2 separate regions of the Mus musculus genome follow, and region 1 is linked to region 2. Evidence: chromatin loops called from intact Hi-C (ENCODE). Cell type or tissue: heart. All regions are shown on one strand.

Evidence for each region. Peaks named below come from ENCODE experiments on the same cell type or tissue, not always from the same donor. Only the 100,000 strongest peaks of a DNase experiment are listed, where the experiment ranks them.
Region 1: a loop joins it to region 2, with 4 times the contacts of the local background. A loop is called at or near these places in 24 of 42 quality-filtered maps.

Annotation. Positions count from the first base shown.
Region 1 is chrX:98,699,377-98,704,376 of GRCm38, forward strand. It overlaps Ophn1 (oligophrenin 1), which reads right to left. Exons shown (of 25, transcript NM_052976.4): 12 at 2,489-2,567. Among named protein-coding and RNA genes, the nearest start is that of Gm26000, 110 kb to the right of the region's middle. In heart, a CTCF peak has its summit at 2,405 (motif pointing right); no DNase peak of the experiment used is centred here.
Region 2 is chrX:98,935,336-98,940,335 of GRCm38, forward strand. Yipf6 (Yip1 domain family, member 6) reads left to right here and starts at 2,446. Exons shown (of 7, transcript NM_207633.2): 1 at 2,446-2,953; 2 at 4,438-4,566; 3 at 4,787-4,865. The coding sequence starts at 2,897. In heart, a CTCF peak has its summit at 2,682; DNase peaks (open chromatin) are centred at 2,046 and 2,726; H3K4me3 peaks cover 2,786 bases; H3K27ac peaks cover 2,357 bases.

The DNA.
Region 1 (5,000 bases), 240 kb before region 2:
CAGATCAATTGGACCCAAACAAAACAAAACAAAACAAAAAGTAGCAGAGAAACATTGAAACTAAATGGCATCATAGATAACTAGGCTCAACAAAAATTTACAGACACTCCATACAAACTCTATCCGGCTATACATACATACTTAACCCACGGAATTCACTTTGAAATGGATCACATACTAAGATACAAAGAAATGTACACTCAGAAACAATGACATAAAGTTAAGAATCGACAGCAAGAGAAATAACAGAAAGTACGCAAGTTCATGGACATTAAACAACTATTTAATGATGAATTCATCAATGAAGAAATAAAAAGAAAATCAAAAGTTTCGTAAAGTTTAATAAAAATTAAACTGTAGACTAAGCCAACAATCAAAGAGTACACATGGTGGGACTCATGGCTCCAGCTGCATATGTAGCAGAGGATGGCCTTGTCTGGCATCAATGGGAGAGGAGGTCCTTGGTCCTGAGAAGGCTGCATGCCACAGTGTAGGGGAATGCCAGGACCAGAAATGGGAGTAGGTGGGTTTGGGAGCAGGGGGATGGGTGAGGCAAGGGGTTTTTCAGAGGGGAAACCAGGAAAAGGGATAACATTTGAAATGTAAATAAAGTATCTAATAAAAAATATTAAAAAATTAAACTGCAATACATCAAAACATGGGACACTCTTGGACAGTCCTAAAGTGGAAGTTTATAGCTCTGATCACCTACATTAAAACTCAGATAAATTTTGAATAACTTAATGAGGCAACTTAAGACATTGGAAAAAGAAGAGCCAACAAAGTACAAAATTGTACACAGTAAGAGTAAAATGGTTAATTGATACACTTGAAGCAAAGGCACACACATGGCTCATATGATCAGTGGTTTTGTGTTGAATAAAACAGTAATGTTAGGTGAGGCTAGAAGAAGCAAGCCTACTATCTCCTTTTCAAAAGTGCTGCATAGGTGAGGTCCTCATAATTACTTCATTGAGCAGTATTTGCTGTGACTTTTATAAACAAGGGCTCTGCGGAGTCAGCCACAGCCAAGCTGGGGAGGCTGCATGTTCAGAGGATCCATATTTTAGCATCATTCTCCACAATCAGCTTCTAATAACTTCTGATATTCAAGAAGTTAAAGGGTGTCCAAGTAGAGGAGAGAGATGGACATAGAAATGCCTTGCTCCTAGCATCCTCTGAGAGAAACACCATGGGTATGCCAAGCGCCAAGCTTCAACTTGCCAGGAAGTGCACCTCACTCTGTATCTGGCAGCTGGGGATACAATCTCAGAGCTGGCTTCTACACTCTTCATTTCTTTCACTTACATTTTGATTTGTATTAGGAGAAGGGCATGCATGTCACAACACGTGTGATGGTCAAAGGACAACGTGTGGGAGTCAATTCCCTCCTTCCACCATGTAGGTGCCAGGTCATTGGACTCGTGAGGTCCCAAGCTTGATGGCAAGCACCTTTACCCACTAAGCCATGAACTGCACAAGCACTGATGATGCCTCTTTACTCCACAGAGAACAGAGGACACGGAGAAAAAAATATTTATGTTTCCCCACAGGATAGGTTTTCACTTGAAGAGAGCCAGGAGGTAACACTGTATGCAAAGACTGTAGTAGTCTGTCAAACCAGAGAAGAAAACCCCCAAACTAATACAGCACTGTGGCATGTGTAAGGTGGTTTTCACCTGGCTGTTCAAAGTAATCCTGAAAGGTATGTAGAACAGAAATCATTTTTTAAAAAAAGAAAGAAAGAAACCATTTCAATAAGAAGAAGAAAACTGAGTGACAGACAGCAAACTACCGGGCTTAAGGCACCGCCACGTAACAGCAAAACCAAGACCAGGTGTTTGTAGCTCCAACACCACAAAGCTCATATTCTGTTGCATGCCACCAAACGCTATTGAAAAGACAATGCTTTCCAATGATTTCTGCTTTGTTTTAAATGTAGGACTAATTCTGGCTCTTCTAAAGGACTTTTTTCCCCTCTCTATCTGCCTAAATGGTGAAGGACAGCAGCTCTTATCTCCTCTCCCATGAAAGAGAACAAGCTGAGTTTGAGAGGGCAAGAAAGTTAGTAAAATCATTTTGAAAAGAAAGCTAAATGGAGGCTTACTTACATCTATGACAGTGATTTTTCCCACCCTTCTCTATGGACAAATCGACTTTATACTATGAAAAAGGATTAGTTTCCATTCTTAAAAGCTTGTAGGAATAGCTAAAGAGCCTAATATTGCCAGAAGGTAGCTTTAGCACTGTCTCTGGAGGATATCCTATAAAATTCCTACAGAAGTCCCTCATGTCTGGAACTCAGGTTGGGTTAAACAAGAGTTGAGAAAGTGGCAATTCTTTCTAGCACTAAGATTCAGAAATCTGCTGAAGAACCTATGACCATTTCCCCATTGCTGCCACTAGAGGGCACTCCGATACTGACCTATGCTGCTGAGATTCCTTCCTCACCCATCTCAACCCGCCTCCAGTGTCTGAGATAACTTACAGGTTCTTTGCCATCCATGGCTTCCATCCATAGCCTTCTATTGGCTTCGGAAGGCGCCTGCAGAGTGATGGTTCCAGGTCTGGGGTGGAAAAATAACAAGTTGAAGTAAGACCATTCACCTGAGAGAGTGTTATCTTGTGCTTCTTTCATTGGTTTGGCTTGGTTTTTTCAACATATAGTTTCAATTAATGGATATTCATTGTACAAAATGATGATTTATATTGGAACATTTTCTTACATGCATATAATATACTTCTAAAACAAAATTCTTAACCACTATACTATATGGCCTCTTGTCTATGGCCATTGCTCCAAACTTTGTTTGATTCTATTTACTTTTCAGCATCTACTATAGTCTGAAAATATAAACAAGCGCCCTCACACACCCTCTAAAATGTTCTTATATTGAAATGTAATTGCCAATGTGAGAATAATACGTTGGGTCTTCACGAAGTGACACAGCACCTTTAGAAAAAGGTTTGAAGTGGAGAGTCCATTCCCTTCTCTCCCTTCTTCCATGTGAGAACAAGGAGTATGTTCTTCCTGGAGGATGAAGGAAGAGGCAAAACACTATCTTGGAAACAAAGATTCTCAGACTTCAAACCTGCTAGCACACTGATCTTGGAGTCCCAACCTAAGAACCCTAAGAAATAATTTTCTGTTGCTTATGAATAACCTATTCTCAGGCATTAAAGCAACAAACTTGAATGATGACACTGTTTTTCTCCGGAGACACTAAAGATTGATATGCCTATTCTAATATATCTAGACCTTCATATCCAAACAGGACACTTGGTATTGAGCAGACTCCTGCAGCCATGAAGCCTTAGCACAGTCTCCAGCCAGCCATATCACTCTGAGAAGTTTGCCTCGCACCTTTCTACACCATGCACCTCAGATCAAGTTGCACGATTGGAAGAGCAATAACAAGAACAGTTAAAGATGCTGGGTTAATCCCTTTGTCTCTGCACTGTCACTTCCTCATCTCTAAGTGTACTGGAACACACACTCTGGGAATTATTTCCCAGTGCTTACATCAGGGAATTCCTGCCATGCCCCTTGCCTGGTAAGCTAAATGCTCTTAAAGATAAAATTAACTGAAAGTCAGCCCTTGGCTTTCAAAACTGTTTCCCATTTACCTTTCTCTCTAAGAACCTCATCCTTTGGAATATGCCTTGTAGGACTGGCAAGCCTAGTGCCCTCTGTAAAGACAGCTATCAGCCAAATCACAAAGCCAAAAGGAGGGAGAGCAAGCAAATGAAAACCAGTTGGGCAGTTTGATGAGGGAGTCACTCAGCAAACCCAGATGGCTACCTGCCAGCTCACTTCTGATCTCAGAAGCTAGAGGAGTAAATGTCTGACTCGTAAGGAAGCATTTGGTGAGTCTTCAGTGCTACGGATAGTCAAATTTAAAGACTCTTAACGACTAGACTGGAAAAAAAACCTAAGGACTGGTTCGGAGTCCTTCACATAGGATTCATTATAACCTTAGATGAATTGTTTGCTCTCCTGAAGTTCCGCTTGCCCATCTGGACCCCATAGGCAATGGATGCCACATATTCAGTAGAGTGCACTAGTTAAGAAGTCAGCCTTCCTGAGAAATTCAAACACCTGGCCTTGGGCCCTAGATCCAGGTTAATAGCTGTGTTATTCAAATTGGTTAACTTAGTGCTGCAGAACCAGAGATGCTACAGGTTCACGCATGAAGTCAAAGCCCACAGTTCTTTTTCTCATCCTCCAGGGCCTGATGTTATTAGGAAAATGAGTGCCAGTCACATGGTTACTAATAACATCGTTGACTATCCCAGTCCTTTGGATGGGAATCATCTATTTTTTTTTAAAGAAAGACATCATAGAGACCCACAAACCCAAAATGATGAGGGTCCAAAAACATCCCAATTTTTAAATAAGGCAAATAATAGAGAAAATGTTCTAATCTCTTAGTGTATCTGATCTCGTTGATGTCAGTCCCTAATGATTTTTCCCTAATATTTTAACTTCTTGATTAAGGTCCTTTCTAGAAATGTAATCATTTTGCCAAATTCCTCTCTATTACTCAGTGCCTAATATATAGAAATAATGGATGGCAATAAAACCAGGTAGCATGCATATTCACTGATTTTGGGGGAAACGTCTTAACCAGCAAGTATGCGTATCCCCAGAATAATGTCAAATACTTCCATTTCAAAGGATAGAGGTGCCTTTTGTTTATATATTATAGTATCCAGTTTTGTATTTGTATAGGATTTCTGTTTGCTAATGTCTGTGTTCTGAGTCTATTGTGCGTTCCTTGTGCTTTTTCTTTGTCTATTTGGTTTTTGTTGTTGTTGTTGTTGTTGTTGTTCATTTTTTGTTTTGTCCTATTCAGGTTTGTTTGTTTTTATTTTATCTTACATTTTCTAGGCTGCAGGTTTTCTAATGATAGAGAGCAGGAAAAGGTGTGGCTTTGGGAGAGTGAAGAGGTGGGAAGGGTTTGGGAGGAGTAGGAACCATAATCAGAATAGATTTTGTT
Region 2 (5,000 bases):
AACTCAAAGCATCACATCCAGCCAGTATCACTTAGTTAACTGAGAACAGGGAACACCAAGAGTTTGAAATAATCCTTAGGTATCCTGAAAATGTCTTGGCTTGTTTTATGGCCTTTCCTTCTCTTAACTCAGCATCAATGACATTTTTAAAGAAAGGTAAAGATGCTAAGAGTTGAGGTTAGAGATGAAAACTGGGTTGCAGGTGGGGGGGGGGGGGAACTAATGTTGGAGGCTGGCAAGAAACTAGAAGTTACCAATGGAAGTAGGAAGGAACTTGAGTGAATGGATAAGTGTGGGAGACATGGGAGAGGGGTAGCAGGAGGAAGGATTAGGATGGAGAGCCTAAGGCTGTCCTTGAAGCAGTTGTATAAGACATTTTTGCTGTTGTTATAATTGGTTTGTAAGAGTCTGTCTGTGTACCCCAGGATGATCCTGCCACCCCTTAGTGATATCATTCCTAGCTGCCCTGGGCTGTCGTGCCTTGCATGCCTCTTGTAATTAAAATGAGTTCATATCAACTAGCCTAAAAGATTTAAGAGGAGGTCTTGCCAAGTAGCCATGACCGGCCTGAACTTTTCTATGTAGACTAGACTGGCTTCAAAGTAGCAACAGTCTTCCTGCCTTTGGGACTCCAAGCAAGCACCACAGCCCTGGCAAAGCCTCAACTCTGTTATCACTTCCACGAGTGTTTGTTTAAGGACTGAAATTTTACTTGGTTTGAAGGAGAATTACTGTACTAATATTTAAGTAAAATAACTAATAGCCATCCCCAGAAGCTTATTCTGGGAAGTCTGGCTTTCCACAGTCCACGTATCTCCTCCTCCCATCTATTCCCTGGGTTCCTTTCTGAATTACCTATCCAAATATATAAAGCAGTGCATTTTACTGCATAGGGAGAATGTTGATGATGCCAACAATGGCTCTCTTGTTTGACCTCACTGGAGCCTTGGGTAAGAGGTGAGTCAGAGCAACCAGGAGTCAGAAACATCTTGATTGTTTGCCAGGATGAGGTAGGGGTGAAAGTTGGTCCCGGCAGGGGTGGTTTTTTTGTTGTTGTTTGTTTGTTTTAACTTTTTCTTTTTTTTCTTTTTCTTTCTTTCTTTTTTTTTTTTTTTTTTTTTTTGGTTACAGTAGCTGACTCCTACCCATTCCCCGCCTACTACCCACCCCAGGAGCCTCTACTGATCAAGGACATTTTCAGTACTTGCCACCAAGTAGCTTAGCAACTTCAAAGTTGTAGTGGTTTTGGGAAGTTAGTGGAGTGAAGCTCTCCCACTTGATAGGAGATGAAAGAGAGAATAATTGTGCAGGACCTGTGGGGAGACAATACAAAGGTTTGAGGATTTGAAGGAGATGGAAGCTGGCTATGAAGCTCAGGGAACTAGTAAGGCAAGGACGGCAGTAGACAAGGGGATCAGGTTCTTCAACTTGAAGTCGGAGGCCTTTTTCTTGGGGACACGAGGAATGGCACTTCAGAGCCACTTCTGGTGAACTGGTTCTGTCAAGCGCTGCTAGTCTCAGCTGCTTTCAGATGGTCCTAGTTGGGCGCGTTTTGGATCCACAGTGCTCCGCTTTGCTCCGCAGTGGCGCTGGTGGTGGGATAGCCTACTCTCAGCTGGGTGCGGTTAGGTTCGGTTGGGATCGACTGGGCGCCATTGGTCTCGGCAGCGCTTGGCTGAACGCCGATGCGTTCGACTTCGTTTGTCTGGGCTCGGCTAGGTGTGGCTCTGTGCCGCAGGCCACCGCTGGCTGCGTTCAGATAGGTTCAGCTGTGCGCTGCTGGGCTCGGCTGCATTCGGCTGTGATCCGACTAGGTTCGGCGGTGCCCGCTGGGCTCGGCTACGTTCGGCTACACTCGGCTGTGATCCGACTAGGTTCGGTGGTGCACGGCTGGGCTCGGCTGCGTTCGGCTTTGCACCGACTAGCTTCGGCTGTTCGCCTCTGGGCTCGGCTGCGTTCGGCTGTGTCAGGCTGTGATCAGACTAGGTTCGGTGGTGAGCGGCTGGGCTCGGCTGCGTTCGGCTGTGAGCCGACTAGGTTCGGTAGTGCGCTGCTGGGCTCGGCTGTGTTCGGCTAGGTTCGGCTGTGCACCTCTGGGTTCTGCTACGTTCGGCTGGAAGCCTCTGGGCTCGATTGTGTTTGGCTGTGCACCGCTGGGTTCGGCTAAGTTCGGCTGTGCATTGCTGGGCTTGGCTGAACGCTACTGGGCTCCGCTAAGTTTAGCAGGAGCCTCTGGGCTCCATTGGGCTCGGCTTCATTCGGCTAGGTTTGGTTGTGTGCCTACTAGGTTCGGCTGGGCGCCTCTGAGCGCCATTGTATTCCGCTGTGCGTTGCCGGGCTCTGCTGTGTCCGGCTAGGTTCGGCTGTGCACCTCTGGGCTCTGCTAGGTTTGGCTGGGAGCCTCTGGACTCGATTGTGTTTGGCTGTGTACCGCTAGGTTCCGCTAAGTTCGGCTAAGTTCAGCTAGGTTCGGCTGAATGCCACTTGGCTCGGCTAAGTTTGGCTGGGGCCTCTGGGCTCGATTGGGTTCGGCTGAGCATCACGGGGCTCGATTGGGTTCAGCTGAGCATCACTGGGCTCCATTGGGTTCGGCTGGGAGTTTGCTGGAGCCTGGGGCACCGCTGGGCGAGCCGGCGCTTCTAGCCTGCACTCTCAGTGGGCGTGGAAGGCGGAGCGCCCCCTAGCGAAACTGCGTCCCCAAACAGTGAGCAAATAGGCTCGCGCTCGAGCCTCGGAGGCTACCGGAGCACCGGAACTCGGCTGGGCGCCGCAGCAGCCAGCCTCAGGCGCCGGCGGTGACGCCGTCTTAACGCGACCGCGCGCTGACCAGCCCCGGTCTCCACGTCTCAGGTTTCGCAGAGACGCATGGGAGGGGAGCAGTTGGAGGTTTATCAAGATGGCGGAAGCGGAGGACTCTCCGGGAGAACAGGAGGCAGCGGCATCCAAGCCCCTGGTGAGTTAAGAGGACAGTGGCAGAAGGGACTGAGGGCGAGGCAGAGCTCCCGGGAAGCGAGTCGGGAAGGCTTCGGGATCAGAGAGCCAGAGCTTCTTGGCTTTGCAGGCCCTTGGCGTCTACAACCAGCTGACACTACACCTGGTCTTTGAGTTAGCTGCATCTCCCTTCCATTCGCTGGCCTTCTGTGCCTTTCTGAGACTCTCCGCTGTCTGTCCACACTCTAGGGGTTCTTTGACAGTGAGTTAAATGCCGAGCTTGGAGTGGTTTCTGAAGTATCCTCTATCGCTGTCATTTATCACGACTTGTCACCAGTCATTGTGAAGTACTACACAAGTAATGAAACTGCTTCTCACAGGACGTTGTCGTTTTATTGGTTGTAACCGGAACCTTTACTTGCCCGGTGGGTGACTCAAAGCAGCTAATTATTATTTGCAGGTGCTTGCTATCCCCTTCATGACACATATGTCACTAAGAGCCACCAATACTGCTTTAAGAACACTGGCTTCACAGTTAACCCCATGTGAGCTAGAGTGCATTCGCACTGAAGCTTTTGTGAGTTTGAGCATTTCGTTTCAGTGAAGGGTGTTTTTGACTCTTAAACTGAAAAGAAGGTACCTGCCTTTAAAATGGCATAACTTCTATGAAGTGCCTAATACAGTCATGAGTGGAGGAGTATAAGGAAGTCGTTGTTACGCCCTGTCGTTCTTCTTCCCAAACAGTATTTGCTTATATACTGTTTGCTCAGTAACTGCTTTCATTTCTTTTGTTTTAAATTGGCAGCGTAACAGAGAACTGAACTGAGAGGCAAGGGAACTTGGTTCAAGTCCCAGCTCTTCTGCTTACTAGCTCTATTTGTTCATCTCTTCAGCAAAAATATTTCTCGAGCATCTAGAGTGTTCCAGGCAGTCTTTTAGGCACCAGGAATGAAACTGTAAAGGAGGATATTGAATCTGGGGCTGGAGCTCAGCGGGAAAGAGAGTGCATTACATACGTAAGACCCTTTCGGTCCAATCTCCAGCACTGAAGGGATAAGGTCATTTGGGCCATCTTATGGATCAGTTGTGACCCTGAGTAAAGTCTCTCTAAACCCAAGTTTAGACGTTCGGAAAATGATGAAGCTCACCACAGAATAGTGAAAATATGTAAACTAATGCAAACATTATGCCTCCTGCCACATAGTTACAGGTTACCTAGCTGTTCTTAGTTTCCCTTTACTCCAGACTGTTCCCCGTTCTGTAATGCCTGTGATGTGTTTAAGTACGTGTGCAAGTTTGTACGCATGCACGCATGCATGTGTAGACAGGGCTTACTGTGTTAACTAGGAGTGTTTAGGAATTAGTTGTATTGCCCAATGTCTGTTGAGCTACTTTTAGTTACTACGCAAAACCTTAAATAGCCAGGCCCAACTCTAGAAAATGGTGATGTTTCTGAGACATTTTGCAGTTGTAAGCTTAATTTTCTTTCCCCCAATCTTTTCTCAGTTTGCAGGGTTGTCTGATGTGTCAATTTCTCAGGACATTCCCATAGAAGGGGAGATTACCATCCCCTCCAGAGCTCGTGCTCAAGAACATGACAGCTCCACACTGAATGAATCCATTCGTCGGACCATTGTAAGTTAGACGAGTTGAGAGACCACTTCAGTGTTATGGGAGCGAATAGGCACTAATACTTTGAAATACTTTTGTTTGGTTCTTTGATTTTTTTTTAAATATATTTCTTCTACTGAAATGTAAGAGTCCCCCTATGACTGAGTTGTTAGTGTTCTTGGCAAACAGGGGCCTTCATGGTGCTTTGATCAGCACAGGACATGGAGTTATTTTTGTTTTTCAGATGCGAGATCTAAAAGCTGTGGGAAGGAAATTTATGCATGTTTTATATCCAAGGAAGAGTAATGCACTGTTAAGAGACTGTGAGTATATGAGGTTTTTGAGGATTTCTTTCAAACCATTGATAGTTTATTGGTTCTGCTTTATAAAGCAAAGGAAAAAGTAATAAGGCGGATGCTGCTGTTTTGCAGGACTAAACAGTTCTGTAAATGAAATTG